Regions from separate parts of the Homo sapiens genome. Here region 1 is linked to region 2. The links are chromatin contacts, found by Hi-C or POLR2A ChIA-PET in ENCODE. All regions are on one chromosome and are shown on one strand. Each heading gives the region's core, a stretch centred on a gene start or an enhancer-like site at or near the end of the contact. The rest is flanking DNA. Distances are from core to core; before and after follow the strand shown.

Region 1 (5,615 bases), core at 1,323-3,822, 44 kb before region 2:
GAGATGGAATCTCACTCTGTTGCCGAGGTTGGAGTGCTGGAGTGCAGTGGCGCGATCTCGGCTCACTGCAACCTCTGACCCCCGAGTTCAAGCAATTCTCCTGCCTCAGCCTCCCAAGTAGCTGGGATTACAGGCACCTGCCACTGCGTCCGGCTAATGTTTGTATTTTTAGCAGAGACAGGGGTTTCACCATCTTGGCCAGGCTGGTCTTGAACTCCTGACCTCGTGATCCACCCACCTCGGCCTCCCATAGTGCTGGGATTACAGGCATGAGCCACCACACCCAGCCTAGTTTCTTTCTTATATTTCACTCATCACTCTTGACATGTGAAAGTCTGCCCCCACACCACCTGACAGTACTTGCTTCACAGTTCCAATGGGGATCAGAACATTCCACCCCAAAATATGTCTCTTTGACACATTGATTATTTTGAGCTGAAGGCAGTTGAGAAACAGCAGTTGTGCGGTAGGGCTCTCTGTCCTGCCCCTTTTTACCTAAAAGCAAGGCATAAATTCTCCATGAGAAAGATGGCCTCCCCGTACCGGGAAGAGGAGAACATTCTTATCATTGGAGTTAGGGAGCAGATGCTGAGATGAGTCTGTACAAACAAACCTTACTAGAATAACTCTTATCTTCCGTGGGTTTCCCTCATATATTTCCTAGTCACTTTCCCACAATTTTCTGCCCCTAGCCCAAACCCTCTTTTCCTTTGTCTTGTCCAATCTCCACAATTTACTTCTCTTTGTTAAAATGGTATATTTAACCGCTTCCTTGTGGTTTTCACGTCTTTCTATAAAGCCCCTCTCCCTACCCTATGCCGTGTAAAAATGTTAACATCAAATAATTATTCGTATGCGTTTTCTACTGTTAATCTTTTATCAGTTCAATTCACAGGTCCCAGCCATAGAACCTAGAGAAAAAGTCTCTTCCCCTTCAGTTCCCAAGCTGCTGGTCATACTGCCCCTCACTATGGCTTCATGTCCTGCTCTGGAGGGTCACAGAGAAGGTCGTTTGTTGTAGGGAAAGAGCTGAGAACAGCGGTGTGCCCTCTGAGAAAGCAGCAAACTGTCCTTTTTGCCTCTAAGGGTCTGTACTTATGGTTTGGCCACGTCCCCACCCAAATCTCATCTTGAATTGTAGTTCCCTTAATCCCCATGCATCATGAGAGGGACTAGGTGGAGGTAAGTGAATCAGGGGCAGTTTTCCCCATCCTGTTCTTGTGATAGTGAGTGCTCATGAGATCTGATGGTTTTATAAGAGGCTTCCTCCTTTGCTGGGCACTTATTCTTCTTGTTCCTGCCATTATGTGAAGAAGGACGTGTTTGCTTCACCTTCAACCATGATTGTAAGTTTCCTGAGGCCTCCCCAGCCCTGCAGAACCGTGAGTCAATTAAACTTCTTTTCTTTATAAATTACCCAGTCTCGGGTATGTCCTTTTAGCAGTGTGAGAATGGACTAATACAATACTCTTCATATCAGGACTGCAAAGACCACTGAGCACAGGTTAATTCAGGTGCAGTCCTGTAGGGGGTAACCTCAAGGCTTCAGGGCAAGTTGGTCTTGGAGTAAATGTGAGTTAAAATGTGAGTTATAAACCAGGCAGGTCGGCTGGATGCAGTGGCTGGAGCCCATGAGACCAGCCTGGGCAACACAGTGAAACCCTATCTCTACAAAAAAATTTTTAAAGTTAGCTGAGTGTAGTAGTGCACGCCTGTAGTCCTAGCTACTCAGGGGGCTTAGGTGGGAGGTTTGCTTGAGCCCAGAGGTTGAGGCTGCAGTGAGCCATGATTATACCATTGCACTGCAGCCTAAGCAGCAGAGAGAGACTGTCTCAAAAAAGAAAGAAAGAAAGAAAGAAAGAAAGAAAGAAAGAAAGAAAGAAAGAAAGAAAGAAAGAAAAGAAAGAAAAGGAAAGAAAAGAAAGAAAGAAAGAAAGAAAGAAAAGAAAGAAAGAAAAGAAAGAAAGAAAGAAAGAAAGAAAGAAAGAAAGAAAGAAAGAAAGAAAAGAAAGAAAGAAAGAAAGACACCAAGCAGGTCTTTTGAGATGCTTTACCGCTGGGATGATTGGAATATGAGTTGGGGAACCTTCTGGACACTCATGAACGCCTGCATTGGTCAGGCATGCACTTTTGTAATGGAACAGGAGAAGAAGCCTTTGGGAAAAGGCAGGGGGTGATGAATTTGGTTACTGTTTTCTTTTCTTTGAGATGGAGTCTCACTCTGTCACCCAGGCTGGAGTGCAGTGGTGTGATCTCAGCTCACTGCAACTTCCGCCTCCCGGGTTCAAGTGATTCTCATGCCTCAGCCACTAAAGTAGCTGGGATTTACAGGCGCACACCACCACGCTTGGCTAATTTTTGTATTTTTAGTAGGGCCGGTGTTTCACCATGTTGGCCAGGGTGGTCTTGAACTCTTGACCTCAAGTGATCTGCTGGCCTCGGCCTCCCAAAGTGCCGGGATTACGGTGTGAGCCACCGTGCCTAGTCTGGGTACTCTTTTCAGTCTACAGTCTCTGAACTCTGACAACTTCCTGTCGCTCTGAGTGTGACTGTGCTTGTGGTTCCTCTGAGAGTCGAGGTGGAGCTACCCACCCCCTCTCCACACTGGTCTCATGTGTGATCGGAGCTGTGTGCTGGGGAGATGCACAGTCAGGTTAGAGGGCAGCTTGGGTCCTGGAGCTGCAATGGACACACACCCCTCTCTGCTTAGCTGTGGCTGCCCTCAGTGCATATGCAGGGCTGGCTCCCTGGCAGATCTGACTTTCTCTGGTTCTGTGGCTGTCATAAGATTTATTCAGAATCCCTCTTATGAGTTTTGGAACTGAAGCTGTTCTCAAACCAGTCGCAGATTCTACTTGTTAAGAGAAGCAATGTATACAGAATATCGGCAGTTAGGAGGCATGCGTGGGTTCCAGTCCCAGTCTCACTGGCAGTGAGACCTTGAGCAAGTCACTCAACTTCCCTGAGCCTCAGGGTTTTCATGTGCATCATGGAGGAATTCTCCTTCCTGCCTCCTGCTTTTCTCTAATCTTCCCCCATGGTGAGAGGCCTCTCCCAGGAGGAGGTCTGCCTGCTGATATCTATCCGCCTCTCATCCATGTGGGTTCTATGGGGAGGAAGGGGGAATTCCATTAAGCTGACTGGTGAATGAGAGCTGGGAAACATGGGGAACATGCCCTTCTTCATGGGAAACATGCCCTTCTCCATGATGTCCATACTTGCATGACAGGATAAAACTATCTCCTGCAATCTGCCACAATGGGTCATTTTGAAATCTCGAAGAAGTCATTTATTCAGATTAAAACTATTTATAGCAGATGTAAGCAAACAATTCATTGGTGTCCTTGAGATTGATGGTTGGCACTTTACAGTTTTCATTAAAAGTTAAACTCTTTCTTCATTCAGCAAATATTTCAGTGCCCATTATGTGTCCTGTACTGGGATACAGCAGTGAATGAGACAGACCAGATCCTTGCCCTCTTGGGGCTGGCATCCTAGTGGGGAGATGGACAATGCTGGGCGTGGTGGATCATGCCTGTAATCCCAGCACTTTGGGAGGCCGAGGCGGGCAGATCACCTGTGGTCAGGAGTTCAAGACCAACCTGGCCAACATGGCGAAATCCTGTTTCTACAAAAAATATAAAAATAAGCCAGGCGTGGTGGTGGGCACCTGTAATCCCACCTACTTGGGAGGCTGAGTCAGGAGAATTGCTTGAACCCAGGAGGTGGAGGTTGCAGTGAACTGAGATCATGCCACTGCACTCCAGCCTGGGCAATAGAACAAGACTCCATCTTAAAACAAACAAACAAACAAACAACAACAAAAAAAACTGTATATAATTTGCAAATAGTGGTAAGTGCTATGGATAAAGATGAAGCAGGGAACAAGGTCCAGGAGATGCAAGCATGGGTGCTATAACTTTGACCCAGAGGGCAGGGCAGATTCCTTCACTGATGGAGGGGAGGGAAAGGCAGGTCGATGCTCAGCCAGTGTGGAGGTACTGATAGGGACCTGGTCCACTCCAAGACTATCAGGGAGGTCAGGGTGGGTGGAACAGAGTGAGAGGGAGGGAAGTAGGAGATGAGCTCAGAGCAGTATCAGTGGGGGTAGAGCGGAGGCTGGGGGTAGATAGCAGGTGATGTAAAACTGGTGGGAGGGTGTCCAGGGAGGTGATATGACATCCCTCCACAGGGCCAATCCATAGCGATTGTTTTATTCTTTGCCACATGCAAAGCCTGTCATGTGGAAGGCAGGAAAGGCCTAAAATCATAAGGGCACAGTGGTGCTGTTCCAGATCCTGTTCCTCAGTGCATGGTCCCAGGGCCAGCAGCACTGGCATCTCCTGAGTGCTTGTTAAAAATGCAGAATCTCAGCCCTACCACACACCTGCTGGATCGAAACCTGCATCTCACAGGGCCTGCAGGTGATCCATGGCCCACGAACATTGGAGAAGCAATGGTCTGGAGTCATCTGTGACTTTGGGCATCAGAAGCCCTGGGGGCTGCTCAAAACATGTCTACTTCATTGCCTGCTGGCCTCAGTTTTCTTGTAGTTTCACCTGCAAGGAGATGAGAATGATGCTGACATTCTCTGCTCTGCCCAAGCTCTTCGGCTTTTCTGAGCGAGTGCCACTTTCAACACCGCTTTCCCCATCCATCAGACCAATCTCTCTCTGGGGTGGTGTAGACTGGGAAGGTGCCTCTGGGAGCTGATACTCTGGCTCTGTGGAATTTCTAGGCTGTCTTTCTTCAGTGTGCTCAGAGAAGATGTTCTTTCCTCATAGTAGAGTATTACAAAGTCTATATTGTGACAGGGAACGGTGCTGCCTTCTCTGTGTGCACATAATGCCACTCCTCCGTTCAGCAGGGCGTATGCTTTGAGCTGAGCCACAAGCCTGGTGATTCACCTATAGGCCAAATTCCCATCATTTATTGCCAGGTCCCTTATGCACCCAGTGGTTCCAGATGCGGAAGGCTGGTTGCCTTCAAGGGTAGATGGAAATGCCTGTTTTCATGACAAGCACAGATGTTGTATTGTATTGACTGGTTTATGCTAGGATTGGGCATCATATAGTCGGCCCACCCTCCCAAAACAAAACACACAGCCCTGTGGCCTGGGTCCCGAGCCTGGAGTTTTCAGGTCTAACTATTTGGCTTAACTATTGTTAACTCCTGAGGGACTCTGGGTGAATGACTTTCCATGCGTGAACATCAAGCTGCTTATTGATAAAACAGTTACAATCATTTCTACTTCACAAGTTATTGAGGCTTCATTATCTAAATGCTTTTGAGAGCTGTCCTTAAATGTGTCATTTCCAGGCTTACGTCACTACATACTAGTGTGCCTTTTTTTTTTCTTTTTTTAATGAGTGTGAAATTGTCTCCCTCCTTCTGTTCATTTAGACTGCAGCATTGATGAGCAGGTAGTGGCAAATGCCTCTTCATATTACTCACAGATTACTGTGGGTTAAGAAATAAACTGGGCATTGACCTTTCCTTGCTGTTTCTGAATTAGTCACACACTTCTCATTGTTTGTGTATGGCAGCAGCATGACCTAAATAAAGTTAGGGTTGATCTCTTTCAGAATATATTTTGGATTTCTCCTTACAATAAA
Region 2 (5,306 bases), core at 387-2,886:
GAACTCTTGACGTCAGGTGATCCGCCCGCCCCAGCCTCCCAAAGTGCTGAGATTACAGAAGTGAGTCACTGGGCCCAGCCTGTAAACCAAGTATTTTGGCTTCAGAACTTTGCTTATTGCCTGAAGTACAAAAAGCAAGTTTCAGGAAAGTGGGATCCTATTTATAAAAAAAAAAATAATCAAATTATGTAGATGCATGTATATATGTGCATGCATATATATGCTCATATTTTAATTATTATTTTTGGCAGGATCCACAAGAAAAAAGTAGGAAGGACTGGGGGCTCAGGGCAGGAGGAAAATGCCAGGAGTGCTAGCTCATGCCTGTAATCTCAGCACTTTGGGAGGCTGAGGTGGGAGGAAGGATTGAGGCCAGGAGTTTGAGACCCTCCTGAATAACATAGTGAGACCTAATCTCTACCCAAAAAAAAAAAAAAAAAAAAAAAACAAAGAAAGAAAAGAAAAGGAAGAAGAAGAATTAGCTGGGAGCTTGGTGGGCTTGGTGGCACTTACCTATAGTCTCAGCTATTTGGGAAGCTAAGGAGGGAGGACTGCTGGAGCTTGAGCCCAGGAGTTTGAGACTGCAGCTGGGCAACACAGTGAGACCCCATATGTTTAAAAAAAAAAAAAGCAAGAGGGAACAAAATGTTTTAGCTTTAATTTTCTTCCTTCCTGTGCTGTTTTGCCTTTTTTTTTTTAAAGGGCATGTTTATCACTTAAAAAAAATTTACATTTGGCTAATCCGTTTATGTCGGGGATTAGGTGGACCATTTAAATTTTCTTTTAATTTTTCGGCATTTAAAAAATATGTCATCAGTAATTGTATTTTAAAGTGAAACAGCTGGACATAACTCTCTCCAAGAGCCCCTTCCAGATTAGAAATTTCCCATGTTCCCAGCCCCTTTTCTACAACGTGTAATGAAGCCATGTTTCCTGCCCACAAGGATCTCAGAGTTACAGCAGGTGGTGGATGGCGACACGCACCCCGGGAACAGGCGAAGCTGTGGGATCACACCAGTCTCTGCTGGATGTGGGCTTGTCCTGCCGGGCCAGCCCTCACTTTCTTCCCTAGCAGAGAGCTGTGTCTGAGTCTGGGTGGAGAGCCACCGTGAGAAGGGGGTGTGATGTGCAGCTGCCTGTGCTTGGGAGTCCCGGGCAGGCTCCAGCAGGCTCCGTCCTGGATTGGATCTGAGTTCATGATTATTACCATCGCCCAACAGTGGTAGGTCCCAGCAACGAAAGCTAACGCTGCTTTTGTGTCAGGCGCTGTGATCACGTCTTTATGTGCAGACACTGTAGCTACTGTTTTTCCTCCCCATTCCATAGATGAAGATTCAGATGTTCTCCCTTTCTTCTGCCTTACTTTTTCAGTAATGAAAGCAGTGTGCCCCCACCTTGCCGTAGGCCTGAGGGGATCAGTGTGGTGACTGGAACAGTAATTGAAATGAGAAAACCCTCGAGAGAAATGTAAAACCCAAAGGGAGTGGTACAGGTCCTTGGCCAGCTGCCCCAAGTCCCATGTAATTCTCTGTGCCGTGCTAGAGGGGTGGCTTTAGTTAGGGAGGCCTTGTAGCCTGTGGTCCCTGGTGAGAGTCTGTTCACACCTCCCTTGCAGCACTTCCTGTGTTGTAACTGCTGCTGCGGGTGGTGTGCTTCACTAGGCTGTGGGCTCCTGGTGGGCAAGGTCTTGATTCATCTCTCAAATCCAAATGCCTAGAATGGGCCCTGAATTAGGACTCCAAGCACGTTTCCAACATGGACAGGGTTAGTGCTCTTGGGCAAAACAGTTATCTGAGCAGTCAAGAGGCCTTAGAAAGCAACTGGCACGAAAAACATATTCCCTGCATTTGCCGTCAATTGGAAGAGGATGCAAAAGAGGAGAAATAAGTGGAGCTTCATTTTAGTTTGTGGCAAAGTCATACTTGTCAGCAAAATGGCGGCCCCCGGGAGGTCTGGATGTATTGGTTACTCACATCTCAGTTTGCCTTAAGCGGATCAACTTGAATGCCTTAGACGACCAAGTTGTAATTTCGGAAGGCACAGATACTAATGGAAAAGAGATGAAAAGGAAGAAAATGAAGTGGAAGCTGCAGACTAGAGGCATTCAGTCGTTGCTGGAGGCTGGAATACCAGGAAGTTCCTGGAGGGGCAGCCCTGTGTTTGCTGGCTGACTCCTCCCTACCCACCTGCTCAGTGACGATCACACTGTGACTTATGTGGGGGGCAGCTGGTAGATACTTTGTGTGTGCATGTGCATAAGTGAATAAAGCTAATGAGATGGAGATGGGAATGACCCTGATATTCTGTTCAAATAATCAGCCTGTCTTAAAGGACACTGTTTTATGTAAACCTAAAAACTGGAAACAATGTTTGAATTAATTTTACAATACAATCCAGAGTGATGTCCTAGCTTACTGCATCTAGAAAGCTCTTGAGTTGAGATTTAAATGGAAAATTCCAAGTGTCTTCTCCCTCAGTCAATGATTAAGAACAAATCTTCATCAATTGGAGAGGATGTAACATAGCCTCTCAGTACCTGAAATGATAAATAGCTCAAGTTGGAGGTATTAGATCACACCTCACATTCTTTGCAACTCTGAACCCTGTGAGTTTCAGGGAGTCTCTTTTGAGTGCAGACAGTGGTACAAAACATAACCTTGTGGGACCCCCTTGAAAAGTTCTTCTGGATTGTATTAGTCCGTTCTCATGCTGCTAATAAAGACATACTCAAGCTAGGCGCGGTGGCTCACGCCTGTAATCCCAGCACTTTGGGAGGAGGGTGGATCACGAGGTCAAGAGATTGAGACCATCCTACCCAATGTGTTGAAAACCCGTCTCTACTAAAAATACAAAAATTAGCTGGGAGTGGTGGCGGGTGCCTGTAGTCCCAGCTACTTGGGAGGCTGAGGCAGGAGAATCGCTTGAACCTGGGAGGCGGAGGTTGCAGTGAGCCAAGATCGTGCGACTGCACTCCAGCCTGGCAACAGAGCAAGACTCTGTCTTCAAAACAAAACAAAACAAAAAAAAACAAAGACATGCCAGAGACTGGGTGATTTATAAAGGAAAGAGGTTTAATTGACTCACAGTTCTGCATGGCTGGGGAGGCCTCAGGAAACTTACAATCATGGCAGAAGGGGAAGCAAACACATCCTTCTTCACGTGGCGGCTGCAAGGAGAAGTCCTGAGCAAAAAGGCCCTTATAAAACCATCAGATCTCTGGAGAACTCACTCACTGTCACGAGAAAAGCAGCATGGAAGTCAGGTGCGGTGGCTCACGCCTGCAGACCCAGCACTTTGGGTGGCCAAGGTGGGCGTATCACGAGGTCAGGTGTTCGAGACCAGCTTGGCCAACATGGTGAAACTCAATCTCTACCAAAAGTACAAAAATTAGCCGGGCGTGGTGGTGGGCAGCTGTAATCCCAGCTATTCGAGAGGCTGAGGCAGGAGAATCGCTTGAGCCCCGGAGGTGGAGGTTGCAGTGAGCTGAGATCGTGCCATTGTACCCCAGCTTGGCGACAGAGCAAGACTCCGTCTCAAAAACAAAACAAAACAAAACAAAAACAGAAAAGCAGCATGGGGGTAACTGCCCCCATGATTCAATTACCTCCAACTTGGTCCCTCCCGTGACACATGGGGATTATGAGAACTGCAATTCAAGATGAGATTTGGGTGGGGACACAGCCAAACCATATCACAGATATTACTGAAAAGTTAAGCAAAAGGATAGAGCCCATTTTATAAACAAAGTTAAGGAAGCTTTCTCAGCAAAGGTTTCTTGGAAAGGGGAACCACTCGGAAGTTTTCCTGCTGTTGCTGAAAAGATAGCTTGATACCATGGTCATGTGTCTATGACACCAGGATTGCTTTTCAAGGAGCTATAGAGGATGAGTGCTCTTGGCCATGAATCAGGGGAAGGCTATCTCCAAGTAGAGTAGGCACTTGAGCTGCCTCTAAACTCCAAGTTAGCTTAGGGACTCCCAGGTCTAGGAAATGGGGCAGGTCTGGGAAACAGAAAGAAGGTAGAGGAATCTCATGGCCCCTCCTATACGTGACGCTTCCTTATTCCTTTGTGCCACATCTCTACTCAGCTGAGAAATCTGGAGGAGACTGGGATCCACTCTGTCTGCACTACCTTGGCAGGGAACAGTGGGCTAAGAGACCACTACCAGGCCGGGCGCGGTGGCTCATGCCTGTAATCCCAGCACTTTGGGGGGTCGAGGCATGTGGATCACCTGAGGTCAGGAGTTCAAGACCAGCCTGGCCAACATGGTGAAACCCCACCTCTACTAAAAATTCAAAATTCACTGGGTGTGGTGGCATGTGCCTGTAATCCCAGCTACCTGGGAGGCTAAGGCAGGAGAATCACTTGAACCTGGGAGGCAGAGGTTGCAGTGAGCTGAGATTGCGTCACTGCACTCCAGTCTGAGTGACAAGAGCACAACTCCATCTCAAAAAAAAAAAAAAAAAGAGAGAGAGACCACTACCCCTGCATATCTCTGATTCCCCAGTCTCCACAGCCAAACTTTTGGGGGAGCCCTAGTAACTTATGGCCCTGAAGCAATGATGTCATGTCCCAGGCTCCAGTGGCTGAGGCTGTACTGAAGAGGTCTCAGGAGCCAGATGCTTTTGTGGAATGGAGGCTTTTCAAAAATACACTCTCTCTGCTCTAGAAGAACCAAATGCTGTGGGGATAATTGGAACCCAGTGTACTTGGCTAGGAAGACCTGCCATGGGTAAGAATGGAATACTTCAAAATTGCTTAACCTGCATGCAGTCTTGTGAATCTTTACTTTTAAACTTATTGCTGTGGTTTGAAAGTGTCCTCCAAATTTCATGTATTGGAGACTTAATCCCCAATGAGGTAACATTGAAAGCTGGGTCCTTTAAGAGCTGATTGGACCACGAGGGGTCTGCTGTCATGAATGCATTAATGGGTCAATGTGTTCTCATGGGAGTGGATCTGGTGGCTTTTTTTTTTGAGACAGAGCCTTGCTCTGTCGCCCAGGCTGGAGTCCGCTCACTGCAGGCTCTGCCTCCCGGGTTCATGCCATTCTCCTGCCACAGCCTCCTGAGTAGCTGGGACTACAGGCGCCTGCCACCACGCCCGGCTAATTTTTTGTATTTTTAGTAGAGACGGGGTTTCACCGTGTTAGCCAGATCTTCTCAATCTCCTGACCTCGTGATCCGCCCTCCTTGGCCTCCCAAAGTGCTGGGATTACAGCCACTGCGCCTGGCCGGTCTGGTGGCTTTTTAAGAAGAGGAAGAGAGGGCTGGGTGCGATGGCTCACACCTGTAATCCCAGCACT

The links. Hi-C counts contacts between places; a loop is a spot of excess contacts on that map. ChIA-PET counts read pairs that join two places held with the same protein, here RNA polymerase II (POLR2A). Pooled maps may share reads with other maps.
Region 1: a map of natural killer cell shows a loop between it and region 2 (4-fold over the local background). The contact joins two enhancer-like sites. A Hi-C loop is called at or near these places in 2 of 168 maps with a recorded cell type or tissue (B cell and natural killer cell) and 5 of 50 pooled maps. POLR2A ChIA-PET finds 5 or more read pairs at or near these places in 7 of 52 experiments (CD8-positive, alpha-beta T cell, H1, HEK293T and 4 more).

Annotation. Positions count from the first base shown.
Region 1 is chr14:89,507,533-89,513,147 of GRCh38, reverse strand. It overlaps a transcript of FOXN3 not described here. Among named protein-coding and RNA genes, the nearest start is that of FOXN3-AS2, 66 kb to the left of the region's middle. Within about 2 kb of position 2,572, at least 9 of the 41 ENCODE cell types and tissues checked have a DNase peak (open chromatin) inside an H3K27ac peak, as active enhancers do; they include B cell, CD8-positive, alpha-beta T cell and natural killer cell, where a contact is called at or near this core.
Region 2 is chr14:89,462,946-89,468,251 of GRCh38, reverse strand. It overlaps a transcript of FOXN3 not described here. Among named protein-coding and RNA genes, the nearest start is that of FOXN3-AS1, 48 kb to the right of the region's middle. RefSeq lists enhancers at 528-1,447, 1,448-2,367, 4,734-5,233. Within about 2 kb of position 1,636, at least 5 of the 41 ENCODE cell types and tissues checked have a DNase peak (open chromatin) inside an H3K27ac peak, as active enhancers do; they include B cell, CD8-positive, alpha-beta T cell and natural killer cell, where a contact is called at or near this core.